Linked DNA regions of Homo sapiens: region 2 is linked to region 1. The links are chromatin contacts, found by Hi-C or POLR2A ChIA-PET in ENCODE. All regions are on one chromosome and are shown on one strand. Each heading gives the region's core, a stretch centred on a gene start or an enhancer-like site at or near the end of the contact. The rest is flanking DNA. Distances are from core to core; before and after follow the strand shown. Region 1 holds the start of SENP2 (SUMO specific peptidase 2). Region 2 holds the start of OPA1 (OPA1 mitochondrial dynamin like GTPase).

Region 1 (7,371 bases), core at 3,520-6,019:
ATAGGCGTGCATCACCACGCCTGGCTAATTTTTGTATTTTTTTAGTAGAGACGGAGTTTCACCATATTGGCCAGGCTGGTCTCAAACTCCTGACCTCGTGATTAGCCCGCCTCGGCGTCCCAAAGTGCTGGGATTACAGGCGTGAGCCACCGCATCCATCATCTTTTCTTTTTCTTTTTCTTTTTTCTTTTTTTTTTTTTGCGACAGTCTCCCTCTGTCGCCCAGTCTGGAGCATCGTGGTGCGATCTCGGCTCACTACAACATCGGCCTCCTGGGTACAAGCAATTCTCATGCCTCAGCCTTCTGAGTAGGCGGGATTACAGGCACCCACCACAATGCCTGGCTAAATTTTTGTGTATTTTTAGTAGAGACAGGGTTTCACTATGTTGGCCAGACTGGTCTCGAACGCCTGACCTCGTGATCCACCCGCCTCGGCCTCCCAGAGTGCTGGGATTACAGGCGTGAGCTACCGCGCCCAGCCCTCGTCTGGTACTTAAGAAAAACCTGTAATCCCAGCTATTCAGGAGGCTGAGGCAGGGGAATCGTGTGAACCCGGGAGGCGGAGGTTGCAGTGAGCCAAGATCGTGCCACTGCACTCCAGCCTGGGTGACAGAATGAGACTCCGTCTCCAAAAAAAAAAAAAAAAAAAAAAAAAGTACCAGAAGAGTTGGTACCTAGAAAGAAATTAATCTACAGAGTGGTGAATTATGTTGGATTTTAGGCACATTAGGCCTAACCCGACACAACCTCCTCTAGGGGCCCTTACCCTTTCCAACAAATGGCCTAGAATTCTTTTCTGTCCAGGGGTCAGGAAAAACAAAGTTGAGAAGAAGTTTGTTAAAGTTCTCTGAATGCTTTAAAAGGGGAAATTTGCAAGACTAAAGAATGGATTGGAGGGGAGGTAGGTTTGGAGGAAGAAGGGGGTGGGGCCCTGAAAAGGCTTCAAGGAGCTGCTCTGAGCTGAAAGGGGATAAGGATCTTCTTGGAGAACTGGGGCATCTGATTGGAACACCTGCGAAAGCTTAAGCGATGAGGTTGTGCCCCTCTTGCAGTACAAGGCTGCAAATTATCCAAGCCAAGGGCAGAAATCTCAATGTCCTTGTTACTCCATATGGCCTTGGGATTCTCCCATGGCCCTCCAGTAAAGCGCTGCTAGGTCCCGGAAAGGCTGTGGCAGTGGTGGGGTTGGGGTTAAGGATAATCCCACTCCTTGGCCAGTGGATGGACAGTCACCCATGTCTCTACTGTGGACCACAGGACAGCGAAGGCACCAACTGGCAGACAAGTCCCAGGTGGGAGCGAGTATAAGGATGCGTCTCCTTTTCTTCCTTCTAGAGGGTAACTAGGGGGATATGGAGGGAGCATGCACGGTGGGAGGCTGAGGATTGCCACATTCGATTCATGAGTTATTGTTTGCTGATGGGGTCCTGAGATTCTGACTGAGATCTGTAATTCTGAAGCCTTCTCACTCTTCCTGGCAGATGGCCAATGTTTCAGTATTGAGTTTGTAAGGGTGCTATTTATGAGGCAGGAAAAGAAAAAAAAAAATGTGTTGTTGTGTTGCACCGCAGGGCTATCAAGTGTGACCCCAATATATTTCTTTCTTTTTCTTTTTTTTTTTTTTTTTGAGACTATAAATCTCACTCTGTCACTTAGGCTGGAGTGCAGTGGTGAAATCACAACTCACTGCAGCCTTGACTCCCACCTCAGCCTCCCAAGTAGCTGGGACTACAGGCACATGCCACCACTCTTGGCCAATTAAAAAAAAATTTTTTTTAGAGACAGGTCTCCCTGTGTTGCCCAGGCTGGTCTCAAACTCCCTGGCTCAAGTGATCATTCTGCCTGGACCTCCCGAAGTGCTGGGATTACAGGTGTGAGTCACCACACCTAGCTTACCACAGTATTTCTTAAATCTCAGTGGCCAGACCTGGGATAAGTTGCTATTCAAAAGCAGCTTGTAGGTTTTTTGTTTTGTTTTGTTTTGTTTTTGAGACAGAGTCTCGCTCTGTCGCCAGGCTGGAGTGCAGTGGCGTGATCTCGGCTTACTGCAACCTCCGCCTCCCGGGTTCAAGTGATTCTCCTGCCTCAGCCTCCCAAGTAGCTGGGATTACGGGCACGCGCCACCACGCCCAGTTAATTTTTAGTAGAGATGGGGTTTCACCATGTTGGCCAGGATGGTCTCGATCTCTTGACCTCGTGATCCGCCTGCCGCGGCCTCCCAAAGTGCTGGGATTACAGGCATGAACCACCGTGCCTGGCAGAGCTTGTAGTTTTCTGATTTATGTGTGTGTGTGTTTTTTAACTTGGAAAAAAAAATTGTTCTCTTAGGATGTATGATTCGTGTTTAAATGAAGACTGCTCTTTTATTTGGGAGAATCCTCTCCCAGTACTTGAGCGGGCTTCTTGGTTTGGCAAAGGCAAAGCCCAACTCTCAATAGTGAGTGGAAGGGACAGACGTAACTGAACTGCTTTGCACAATAATGCCAATGACTGTCTTTTGTTAATAGGAGTCCTGACTCTTGATTACATTTACGGGGAGTCCAGCCTGAAATAGTCGGGGTAGAGGTAGAGGGAAAAGTCCCTTCTGTTGGCAGCTTGCCAAAGGTGTTACGAGTAAAGGGATGGCCTTGAGGTGAAGGGAATTCCTTTGCGAGACAATAGGCCAGGGACTATAGATGCTACATAATCTAATAGCCACTTCTAAGTCTTCTCAGCTTTGTAATGCCCCAAACTTTCAGCAACAGCCTGGTTGGTGTTTGCTATGCTTAGGGGAATAAGGGAGGCGGGTGTGTCCACACTTAGGATTTGCTTCCATCCTCTAGGATATGACCCCAGCCCCCGAGGCCAGAGTGGTGGTAGCTTCAGGTGTGTGGCTGGTGATTCTGAAGCTCTAGGGGGTGGCTTGCAGCACAATTCTGGAATGCTACATATATATATATATATATATATATATATATATATATATATATATACACACATACACACACACACACACACATACACACACACATGTATTTATTTTATTTATTTATTTTTTGAGACAGAGTCTTGCTCTGTTGCCTAGGCTGGAGTGCAGTGGTGCAATCTCCGCTTACTGCAACCTCCACCTCCCAGGTTCAAGCGATTCTCCTGCCTCAGCCTTCCAAGTAGCTGGGATTACAGGAGTGTACTACCATGCCTGGCTAATTTTTGTATTTTTTTTTTTAGTAGAGATGGGGTTGTCTCACCATGTTGGCCAGGCTGGTCTTGAACTCCTGTCCTCAAGTGATCCGCCTGCCTTGGCATCCCAAAATGCTGGGATTACAGGCGTGTGCCACCACACCCGGCCTGGAATGCTGTCTATTGAGGAAAGGAAGAGGCTGTACTGGGGAGTGCCAGCGTTGAAGTTCAAGCAAGTGTAAAACTCTGGCCTTAACTGAATCACAAGTAGGAAACAAGTTAATCAGGAATGGATTTGTGGGGCATGAAAACCTTTGAGGATTCTTAGGATTGTTTGGAAGAGGGGACTGGATTTTCTATCACTAAATAGGGTGGGATTTGTTTTACAGTTGATAATTTTTTGATGGGGTGCGTCAGGGTCCCACTCTGTCACCCTGGCTGGAGTGCAGTGGCGTGATCACGACTCACTGCAGTCTCAACCTCCTGGGCTCAAGTGATCGTCTCACCTCAGCCTACCAAGTAGTTGGGACTACAGGTGCGTGCCACCACACCCGGCTAATTTTTGTATTTTTTGTAAAGATGGGGTTTTACTATGTTGCACAGACTGGTCTCAAACTCCTGGGCTCAAGCTATCTGCCCACCTCAGCCTCCCAAAGTGCTGGGATTAAAGGCAGGAGCCACCGCGCCCGGCCTATAGTTGACAATTAACTAGAAGTGTGACATTGGAATTATAGAGGGAGAGTAACGAGACTCATTACTTACTAGCCCAGGGTAGGAGACATTAGTGGGCCGCAGGTTTCATCCTTAAATTTCTGTGAAGCCTTTCTTGAGGACATCTGCCCTTTCCTTCTCTCCCTCAGTGTGTGGTTTTCCTTTCTCTGGCTCCCACTGCACTCTGCACATACCTTTATCACAGCAACCACTTACGGTGTATTGTAATTTGTAATTATCTATGTACATGTCTCCAAGTAGACTGACCTCAAGGGCGAGGGACTGGCGCTGGTACTCAGACCCCGGGTTCAAGTTCCAGCCACGTCTCTAGCTAGTTTTGTGATCTTAGACAAATAACTTAATCGCTCTATGCCTCAATTTCCTTGACTTATAAAACTGGCTTAAGACTCTCTGTCACACGCCATTGCTGGGCATATTAAGGTGACAATGCGTGAAAAGTACGAGGCAAAAGGTAAGTGCAAAATAAAGGGCGCCTAAAACGGTAAACGTGTGTTAATTAACCTGATCTACCTTTACATGTGCATTCAGCAAACACTGAGCACCTAATGTCCTCTGGGACCCCGGAACGCCTCCTCCGGAGTGGAGCAGCCTCACATGTGGCCTGTGGGCCTTGTCCCACGGGCCGGCTCCGGATTGGCTCCGCCGAAGAGAAAACCCTGCCGACAGCCCTTCCGATCTCGTCAGCGATTGGGCCGGGACCGTCCCACAATTACTCTTGTTGCTGGGCTCGGAAATAGGGAGCGGTGCTAGGTTGCGCGTGCGCAGATTGAGAATGGAGCTTTCCGGTCGGGCGGGAGGAGGTGACGTCAGGAGTGGTGGCGGGCGGGGGCCTCTGGTAGCCCTGGGGACGCTGTATCTGTGGGCTCTTGAATCGCGTCACAAATCAGCGACCGAACTCTGGCGGTGGTGGTTAAGACGGCGAAGGCGGCAGCGGCGGCGACAGCTCTGGGGTTTGCGTCTCGGGGTGTGTCGGCCGCCGCTGCTGCTTGGGCCTGGTATGTACAGATGGCTGGTTAGGATTCTCGGCACCATTTTCCGTTTCTGCGACCGGTCGGTGCCCCCTGCCCGGGCCCTCCTGAAGAGGCGGCGCTCAGACAGGTGAGACGAGAGGGGGCTGAGCGCCAGCCTGGCCTTACCCCCTCCCCCACAGCGGGCTCCTCGGCCGTGATAGCTTTGATTCAGCCAGGCTCACCCGAAACAGGTCGCCGGGATCCTAGTGACGTAGTCGCTCCCGCCAGGCTGTAGGGAGGCAGCTCCTGATGAAGGAGGAGCTGGTCGTCTTCGTAGCGGCCGGTGATGGCAGGGTCTTTGACATTCTTGTCAGAGGCCAAGCTGGTTGCTGATAACAAATGGGGCTTTGCCGCTCTTAGGCTGAACACTAACATTGAAGGAATACTGTCTTTGTTGTGGCTCACTGTTTACAAAGCACCCTCGCAAGTGTCATCTGCAGACATTAAGTGCAGTTGAAGTGAGATTCATAGCTTGCCCAAAGCCGTTTTGACTGCAAGTACTGTCCTTGCAGCAAGAAACAGCACCTGTTTTGTTCCAAAACAGCTGTCAAACAGTCTGTGTGTTTGGGGCCAGAAGGGTTTTGTGCTTTAGAATTAGTGAATGAGTAAAAAGGCTTAGGTGCCTCACTCCTTTAAAACAATCACTAGTCTGTACTCTTAAATTCGGTTAAAATTTGGGGGAAACGCAAAGCTATTCTTTTCTTTTTTTCTTTTTCTTTTGGTTGAGACGGAGTCTTGCTCTGTCGCCCAGGCTGGAGTGCAGTGGTGCGATCTCGGCTTACCGCAACCTCCGCCTCCTGGGTTCAAGCGATTCCCCTGCCTCAGCCTCCCAAGTAGCTGGGATTGCAGGTGTGCACCACCACGCCTGGCTAATTTTTGTGTTTTTAGTAGAGATGGGGTTTCACTATATTGGCTAGGCTGGCCTTGAACTCCTGACCTCAAGTGATCCGCCCACCCCAGCCTTTGGAAGTGCTGGGACTGCAGGCATGAGCCACTGCACTCAGCCCCAAAAGCTATTCTTATTTAGCATCTACTCTTTGGAGTGTCCCATTTTATTGTATCGACCTCCTTACCTAAAAATCTGGAAAATAAAATACTATACAAATTCTATGCCCCCTCTTCAACTTTAGTGATCAAGTGTTAATTTTTTTTTTTTTTGAGAAGGAGTCTCGCTCTGTCCCCCAGGCTGGAGTGCAGTGGCGCAATCTCGGCTCACTGCAAGCTCTGCCTCCGGGAGTCACGCCATTCTCCTGCCTCAGCCTCCCCAGTAGCTGGGACTACAGGCGCCCGCCACCATGCCCGGCTATTTTTTTTTTTTTTTTTTTTGAGACAGAGTCTCATTTTGTTGCCCAGGCTGAAGTGCGGTGGCACGATCTCAGCTCACTGCAACCTCTGCCCACTGGGTTCAGGCGATTCTTCTGCCTCAGCCTCCGGAATAGCTGGGATTACAGGCGCCTGCCACTGCACCCGGCTTATATTTTTTGTATTTTTTTTAGTAGAGACGGGGTTTCACCATCTTGGCCAGGCTAGTCTTGAACTCCTGACCTCGTGATCCACCCGCCTCAGCCTCCCAAAGTGCTGGGATTACAGGCCTGAGCCACAGCGCCCGGCCACTACCGGCTAATTTTTTTTTTTTTTTTTTTTTTTTTGAGGCGGAGTCTCGCTCTGTCGCCCAGGCTGGAGTGCAATGGCGCGATCTCGGCTCACTGCAACCTCCGCCTTCCAGGTTCACGCCTTTCTCCTGCCTCAGCCTCCCGAGTAGCTGGGACTACAGGCGCCCGCCACCACGCCCAGCTAATTTTTTGTATTTTTAGTAGAGACGGGGTTTCACCGTGGTCTCGATCTCCTGACCTCAGGATCCGCCCGTCTCGGTCTCCCAGAGTGCTGGGATTACAGGCGTGAGCCACCGCGCCCGGCCCTCGCCCGACTAATTTTTTGTATTTTTTAGTAGAGACGGGGTTTCACCGTGTTAGCCAGGATGGTCTGGATCTCCTGACCTCGTGATCCACCCGCCTCGGCCTCCCAAAATGCTGGGACTACAGACGTGAGCCACCGGGCCCGGCCGTTAATTTCATTTTTTAAATTAAGCCTCAATATCAAGAAAAGTGGAAGAAGTGTTCATTTGTGGGAGCTTGAGAGAACAAGATGTCTAATACATTAGTCTGAGAATGCAGGTTATTGATGAGATTGGTTGTTGGCTAAATTGCATCGTGTGTTCCAGAGATACATGGTTTTGCCTTATTTTTCTCTCCTATCTTTCCGTTGGGTTGATATAAGGATCATTTGAGAACGTGGTGTAAAGTGCCTAAACTGATGCTTAATGTATATAAGGGTAGTATTTGTCTGTCCTACTCTGGGGCCTTTTGCAGAGTCTGGTGCATGATAAGCACTTGGTCCCTATTTATGGAATAAGGGAAAGCTAATTTCCTCTCCCTTGTCCTCTCCTTGATGTGAATCCCTGCTAGTCAGT
Region 2 (7,371 bases), core at 2,096-4,595, 8.0 Mb after region 1:
GCAAGTATGTCTGTTGTATAATGTCATATTAAATTGTATTCATATAATTTATTCATATAATTTTACTTGCCTACTTGCATACTTGTGTTCTTTTGCCAAAAAAAAAAAAAAAAAAAGCTCTTTCTCATTGTTTTGGAAATGGCTGACCCTCTCAGTCCTTCATTTTCTCTCACTTTTCATATTGTAATCATCCAGCAGGTTCTTCCTGCTCACTGCACAGACAAAATCATTTCACTGAGACCAGGGCATCGCAGTAGAAAAAGAGTTTAACTGATTCAAGACCAGCCTATGCAGGAGAACTGGAGTTGTCACTCAAATCAATCTTCCTGAAGGCTCTGAGGTTAGAGGTTTTTATGGACAATTTAGTGGGCAAGGGGTAGGGAATGGATGCTGCTGATTGGTTGGGGATGAAATAATAGGAAAACATTCCTTGTGTGCTGAGTCCACCTCTGGGCGGGGCCACAGGATCACTTGAGTCATGAGTCATAAGTCTCGATGGGGTGAGTCTGAAATATACCGCAAAAAAGCAGTCTTAGATTCTATAGTAATGATGTTATCTATAGGAGCAATTGGGGAAGTCATAAGATTTGTGAGTTCTGGCCACATTGATTCCTGAGCAGTAAGGGACTATAGAAACCATACCTACGTCTTAGCACAGTTCAGGCCCCTCTCATGATCCTGTTCTCTTGGCCTTTCTTACAAAGGTGGTTTTTGGTTCCTGAGCAACGAGGGAGTTAGCTTTAGGAAGGGACTATTATAATCCTTTCTTTCAAGTTAAACTATAAACTACATTCCTCCCCAAAGTTCATTTGGCTTAAGTCCAGGAATGAGCAAGGACAGCTTGGAGGTCAGAAGCAAGATGGAGTCAACTATGTCAGGTTCCTCTTGTCATAATTTTGCCAAGGCAGTTTCAATATAAGTAGTGGTTGTTTTTCCTCTTAATTTTTACTAAGAAAAGTAGAAGCACAAGCTTCATGATAAACAGTAATTGATGTGTTCAATTTCAGAAAGATGAAGGAGTGTGAACTACCGGAGAGGACATGAGTGCCTGAAGGATAAAACTACTACTTGGCTCCTGGTTCCGAGACATTTTTTGTATATAAGAATTGAAGGTTGATGTTGTTAGGCATCCTGATATTTTTATGTGATTTTTTAAAATGTGAAATTTGTTGATTTTTATTTGGCAACAAATGTAGCATTTTTTTGCTTGTTTGTTTTTGAGACGGAGTCTCGATCTGTCGCTCAGGCTGGAGTGCAGTGGCACAATCTCAGCTCACTGCAACCTCTGCCTCCTGGGTTCAAGCAATTTTTCTGCCTCAGCCTCCGAGTAGCTGGCTAATTTTTTTATTTTTAGTAGAGACAGGGTTTCACCATATTGGCCAGGCTGGTCTCAAACTCCTGACCTCGTGATCTGCCTTCCTCGGCCTCCCAAAGTGCTGGGATTACAGGCATAAGCCGCCATGCCCAGCCCAAATGTAGTGTTATTTTTAAAACACTGCATAGGCCAACACTGTCTAAACCAAACAAAACAGGTCTGTGGGCTGAATTTGGTCCAATGGTTGCAGTTTATTATACAACAGTTTGCCCTTTTTTCATGGCAACACTATGTATCTATGGGAGATCATTCCTTATCAGGACATACAGACCTAAAGCATAGGTTTTCATGGCTAGTACGGATGTAATTTATGTGTCTAGTTCCTATACATGGACATTTATACTGATTCCAATCTTTTCCCATTTCATACAGTGCAGAAATAAACATCATCATGCATACATCTTTGCATACATGGGAATGATTCCACAGGATAAATGCCTAGAAGTAGAACTGCAAAACAAGGGCTTCATAAAACATATGATAACCATATATAAATGGTGATGGTGGTTAGTTTCTCCTTTTTTTATGGTTAAAGTCTTTTATCCCTAATTTTTCTTTTTTGTTGTTGTTGTTAAAGTCTCTTGGTTTCTCTTATTTTATTTTCTAAAATAACAAGGAAGTAACGATTACAAAGACACTTTTTGTACAACCCTACAATCCCAGGAAGATCTACAGTTTGCACAGGTTGGTACAGCAAATTGCTCTCTGGACCTGCCATTGAAACAGTCACCACAATAAATAAAGAAAATTCTAAGAGTCCTGCATTTGGGAAGTTTACTATCAATGGCTAGGTCTACTCTTGGTGGTATTGTGAGTGCATGGGTCCAGACTTATGATTCTGACAATTAAGGGAAAAGGAATTGTCTTTATGCTCTGTGTATTTGTGTATGTGTGTGGCATGGGTGGGGGGCGGGTAGTGGGGAGGAGGTGAAAGGTCCCTGAAGTAAAGAGGATGCACAGGACCCTTTTATTTTAGTCCCTAAAAATTGGCTTCATAACCGTTCACAGGCCACATCCCTTTTACGGGCCCTGGTTTCCTTACAAAACATAAAAGGTTTGTGTTGGAAGGGGAAAGGAGTATTTAAAGTGATGGAGGAGAGGAGCTCAAGATGGCTGAGATCTGGGCCTGTCCAACATTGAGAAATTTGGGAGGGGAGCCATCAAAGAAGCCTGGGAGCAGCAGTTCCAGGGAAAAAGGAGAATGTGATGGCCAGAGAGCCAAAAGAAAAAGTAGTTGAAGGAGTGCTCAGCACTAGGCATCTGAACTGAATGCTGTGGCAGGCTCACTGGCCACAAACAATAGGGAGCTGGTGGAGGCCTTGACGAGGACCATTTCAACAAACTGGTGGGCTTAAAATCCGGAAGAAACAGTTGAACAAATCATTTTGACGCCTTTTATAAACCACACAAGCTTATTCCAAACCCGTTACTGGCCTAACTGATTTAAGTCCCTTTCCCATCTGATCCTCAGAGATTCTAAGGGACTTAGCCTATCCATGACTCTTCGTCCTGCTTCTCACCTCCCATGATTGCCCTAACGATGTGAAAGTGCTTTCAAACAAAGATGCCCAAGAAAGAAGGTAGGCAAATGTGCAAGCATTAGTTTGTAGTACGCTATTACTGTATTTCACCTTGCACTCTCTAGTTTCCTTCGTGCTCCCTCAATATCCAACTCTTAATAAATTCATGGCTCCCGGTGAGCATTCATCAATTCTCATTCCACGCCTTTAGCCCTTCCCGTTCCCGCCCAACTCTCGCTCCCTCCCCTGGCCAAATCTCTAACCTGCAAGGCTAATTCCGAATTCCAAATCGGAAGCAAGAGGGCGGGGCCCCGTGAGAGGCGATGGATTGCTCCAGTCCGTTCCCGACGCACTGTGCGCATGCGCTGGTCCTCCGCGGACCGTTCGTGCTGCCCGCCTAGAAAGGGTGAAGTGGTTGTTTCCGTGACGGACTGAGTACGGGTGCCTGTCAGGCTCTTGCGGAAGTCCATGCGCCATTGGGAGGGCCTCGGCCGCGGCTCTGTGCCCTTGCTGCTGAGGGCCACTTCCTGGGTCATTCCTGGACCGGGAGCCGGGCTGGGGCTCACACGGGGGCTCCCGCGTGGCCGTCTCGGCGCCTGCGTGACCTCCCCGCCGGCGGGATGTGGCGACTACGTCGGGCCGCTGTGGCCTGGTAAGTGCAGGCTCTAATCTGGCCCCGTTAATTCTGGGGCCTCTTGAGAGTGGGGCTGTCTTATCTCTATCTCCAAAAATGTGCAGGTGACTCTCAGGCCAGGCCGACGGCAGTTGGAGAATTCCCAGATGTTCTTGAGGACCCAGAATGACAGGAGCCCTGGCTGGGCTTACGTTCGGAGCCGGCTTCAATACTGGCCCTTTTCTCTGGCCCTACCCAACCCGAAAATTCTGGACGCCTCTCAATCTTGGCCCGTCTCTATTGTCCTTTTGTCTCTGCCCTTTACACCCTTGTGTCTTCAGTGTTCTGTCTGTCTCTGGTTGCCTCTTTTGCCTTTTTTCTGTCCTCTCCCTGCCAGGTTTGGCTCTGTCCATGAGTCACCTCTCTCCACATTTCTCCTAACTCTCGGTGTCTTCTTTTTCTTCCATTTCCACGCCATGTGTACATTGCATCTTCAGGTACCTGGGCTCTTCTATCGGGGAAAGGGGCGTCCGTCTCTTTCCCTAGCCCGCTGATAGAAGTCAGAACTAGAGCAATGACGCACACGGTGTCAGAGACGGTGATTCGAGATGCCCTTTCAATAGCAGCTTTTTTCTGTGTTTCGGGAGGGAGACTTACTTTTTGATGCAAGGTCGTGAACGTGGCACCACCTTTCTAATCTCAATCATTGTTGCCCTGGGGTGGTTTAATTCTAAATAGAAAATCATAGAAATCTTTTCATTTCTGTGCGTTACTATATGCATTGTAATGAGATTAAATTGGATTTTATAGGAAATTTTGTTCTAGTATCATTAGATACCTTCAAGCTTAGCTCATTGTTGCAGGCATTTGATAGGAAGTAAGATGCATCAAGCAAAATTGGAAAAACGTGGTTTTCCTGAATTAACTTCTAAGCAGTTGTTTTGAATTTTTTCCAGACCTTTTTAAGTGGTATAGATAATTTATCGTGTTTATAAGGAATGGAATGCATTCGTTAGTTTGTTTTTGTTTTGTTTTGAGACGGAGTCTTGCTCTGTCGTCCAGGCTGGAGTGCAGTAGCGCTATCTCGGCTCACTGCAACCTCCGCCTCCCAGGTTCAAGCAATTCTCCTGTCTCCGCCTCCGGAGTAGCTGGAATTACAGGCACGCGCCAGCACGCCTAGCTAATTTTTGTATTTTTAGTAGAGAGGGGGTTTCACCATTTTGGCCAGGCTGGTCTCGAACTCCTGACCTCATGTGATCCACCCTCCTCGACTTCCCAAAGTGCTGGGATTACAACCGTGAGCCACCGCGCCCGGCCCAATTTGTTTTATATAGGTTAACTGGAGTCCAAAATACAGAACTAGATGAGATAACAATAGTTAACAGTGTTAGTCAGTTAGAATTATTGCATAGGTATTTTTAATCTCATGGAATTTTAGTCTTTGAGTAAGTTCACAGCCCTTGGTATTAAAGTAAGTTATTTACAACCCTTGCATTTCTACTTCTCAATATTTAGTGAGGAAACATATCTGATTTTCTTTAAATAAAAAGAGAAAAGACTGCAGAAGATAGCATTCTCTGTTGGAGCAATTAAGATGTATAAGAAGAACTACAAAGACGGAGTTTTAAAACAAACTGATTTATAAGTGGTATTTATTTAATTGGCTGTCATTGGGCTAAATTATTTCTAAAGTTACCATGGATGCCATTGAGTCATGGCTTAAAAATGTCTCCTGGTGATGGCACAGTTTAGCTACCTAAAGAAGTAGAGATGTGGGAAGCCAGAAGCCCCAAGCTCTGCAGTTTTTCTTTTGCTATAGTTCCTTTGCATGTTGTGAAAGAATACAGTTAAATTCCTGCTCCCTAACAGATGAGAGCATAAGCATTTCTTTGGGCATACATATGTAAATACATGCTCATGGACATGTGAAAAGATCAATACTAACATTTGGGTGCAATAAATAATTGTGTAAAATTATTTTTAAAAGAATTACATATTAGGAAATGATATATTGATTAAAAGTGATAGTCAATGAACAAGAGAGTAGATTTCTGGGGGAAACCTATTTTGCATCATACTTGATTTTTAGTTTTGACTGAATATTGAAGTCTATATTCAAAATTCTTTTCCTTTAGAACTGTAAAGGCATTGCTGCATTTTCTTCTAATGTAATTGTTTATTGCTGCTGAGAATTCTTATGACAATCTGATTTTTTCATCTTCATGATTATCTTGTTTTTCCCTTCATGGAATCTGTTAGGGTCTTGACTTTATCCTTTATCCTAAATTTCTCAAGGCTTGGACCAGGTGTGGGTTTGGTTTTGTTTTCTTTTGCTACTCATTTGACTTGGCACACTCAGTGGGCCTTTCCCTTTATCTTTCTTCATTTCTGAGACGTTTTTCTCTCTTATTTTTTATTATCTTCCTTTCATTTTTCCTGTCCTTTTTCTTTCTAGACATCTCTTAGGAGGATAGTGGTCCTCTTAGATTGATATGTTATGTCCGTGATTTCCAAAGTAAGATTTGTACTCGTCGTCTGTTAAAAGGAAAAGCATACATATACCCTATGTATATATGCACACTTTTTTATTTTTAAATTATATATGTATCTGTACTAATTATTTACATTGTAAGTCAACCCTAACATAATCTTAAAGGATAAGATACAAAACATACTGCATCTAGAAGCTTCAGTACTTTCTTCCTGAATCCCAGTAGATCCTTTTGTTCATCCCACGGGATGCATTCCGCCCCCATCCTCCCACTCCCTTTGGATACCACATTACCACAGCTCTGCATCACTTAACTTTCCTCTTATGTTTTTCACCTTTTTTTTTTTTTTTTTTTTGCATTTTATGTCCTGGGGAATTTCCTTAATTCATTTCATGGTTTTACTGTTGATTTTTTTAATATTGGCCATCGCAACTTTTCTTTTCTTTTCCTTTCCTTTCCTTTCCTTTCCTTTCCTTTTCTTTTCTTTTCTTTTCTTTTCTTAATTTTCTTTTCTTTTCTTTTCTTTTCTGTTCTTTTCTTTTCTTTTCTTTTCTTTTCTTTCACACAGGATCTTGGCGTGTTGTCCAGGCTGGCCTCGAACTCCTGGGCTCAGGTAATCCTCTCACCTTGGCCTCCCAAAATGCCAGGATTACAGGCGTGCGCCACTGCATTTGGCGGCAACTTAATTTTTTTATTTTTATTTTTCCTTTTAGAGGACACCTAGCACTGAGCATTGCAACTTTTCATTTCCATGAACTTTTAAGAAAACTCTTAAAGACATGTTTAATTCTGTACACTTTCTATTGTTCTTTGATTGCTGTTTTTGAATAACAACAAGGAGTACGCCTTAGCATTTTGATGGTATCCTCTTAATAGTCGCAATAATAGTCCCCTTGGCGCTCTGTATACTCTCAAGTCTTAAATGTTTTGTATGCAGCTGTACGTTGACAGTTGAATGGTCTCGCTCCAAGTGGATCAGCAAGAACATAAAGAATCATTTAACTGGTACAGGCTGCGGCTTGTGAATTCCCTATTAACACCAAAGAAGACGTGTGAGACTCCGTACTGAAACTAAAGACGACTTGTGAGTTCCACACTGAGATCAAATAAGTCTTTATGATGGTGACAGAGAGTGGTGTCAACGCCTAAAGTTTTGGTTAATCTCTCTAAATTGAGGGGCTGACCAAAAGGGGGAACTTAACTGTATTAGACATAATTTTGAGAAACATGGGTATGTGGATGGTAATGGAGGAAATGGGTGTAGATGAGATTGCCTAGGGAGAGTGAGAAGTAGGTTAGGTCTAAGCCTTGATGAGTTCCCAACATTTCCAAGGGTAGTTGAGGATACTGAAAATGAGTGGCCAGTGAGAT

The links. Hi-C counts contacts between places; a loop is a spot of excess contacts on that map. ChIA-PET counts read pairs that join two places held with the same protein, here RNA polymerase II (POLR2A). Pooled maps may share reads with other maps.
Region 2: a loop to region 1 is called in a map of naive thymus-derived CD4-positive, alpha-beta T cell, with 12 times the contacts of the local background. The contact joins the promoter of OPA1 here to the promoter of SENP2 in region 1. A Hi-C loop is called at or near these places in 1 of 168 maps with a recorded cell type or tissue (naive thymus-derived CD4-positive, alpha-beta T cell) and 6 of 50 pooled maps. POLR2A ChIA-PET finds 5 or more read pairs at or near these places in 1 of 52 experiments (T-cell).

What each region holds. Positions count from the first base shown.
Region 1 is chr3:185,581,526-185,588,896 of GRCh38, forward strand. It overlaps SENP2 (SUMO specific peptidase 2), which reads left to right and starts at 4,770. Exons shown (of 17, transcript NM_021627.3): 1 at 4,770-4,989. The coding sequence starts at 4,889. RefSeq lists enhancers at 3,009-3,628, 3,629-4,247, 4,248-4,866, 4,360-4,409, 4,450-4,849 and 1 more.
Region 2 is chr3:193,589,863-193,597,233 of GRCh38, forward strand. It overlaps OPA1 (OPA1 mitochondrial dynamin like GTPase), which reads left to right and starts at 3,346. Exons shown (of 31, transcript NM_130837.3): 1 at 3,346-3,547. The coding sequence starts at 3,516. It also overlaps a transcript of ATP13A4 not described here. RefSeq lists enhancers at 3,008-3,659, 3,055-3,124, 3,175-3,224, 3,660-4,311, 3,825-3,904 and a silencer at 3,445-3,594.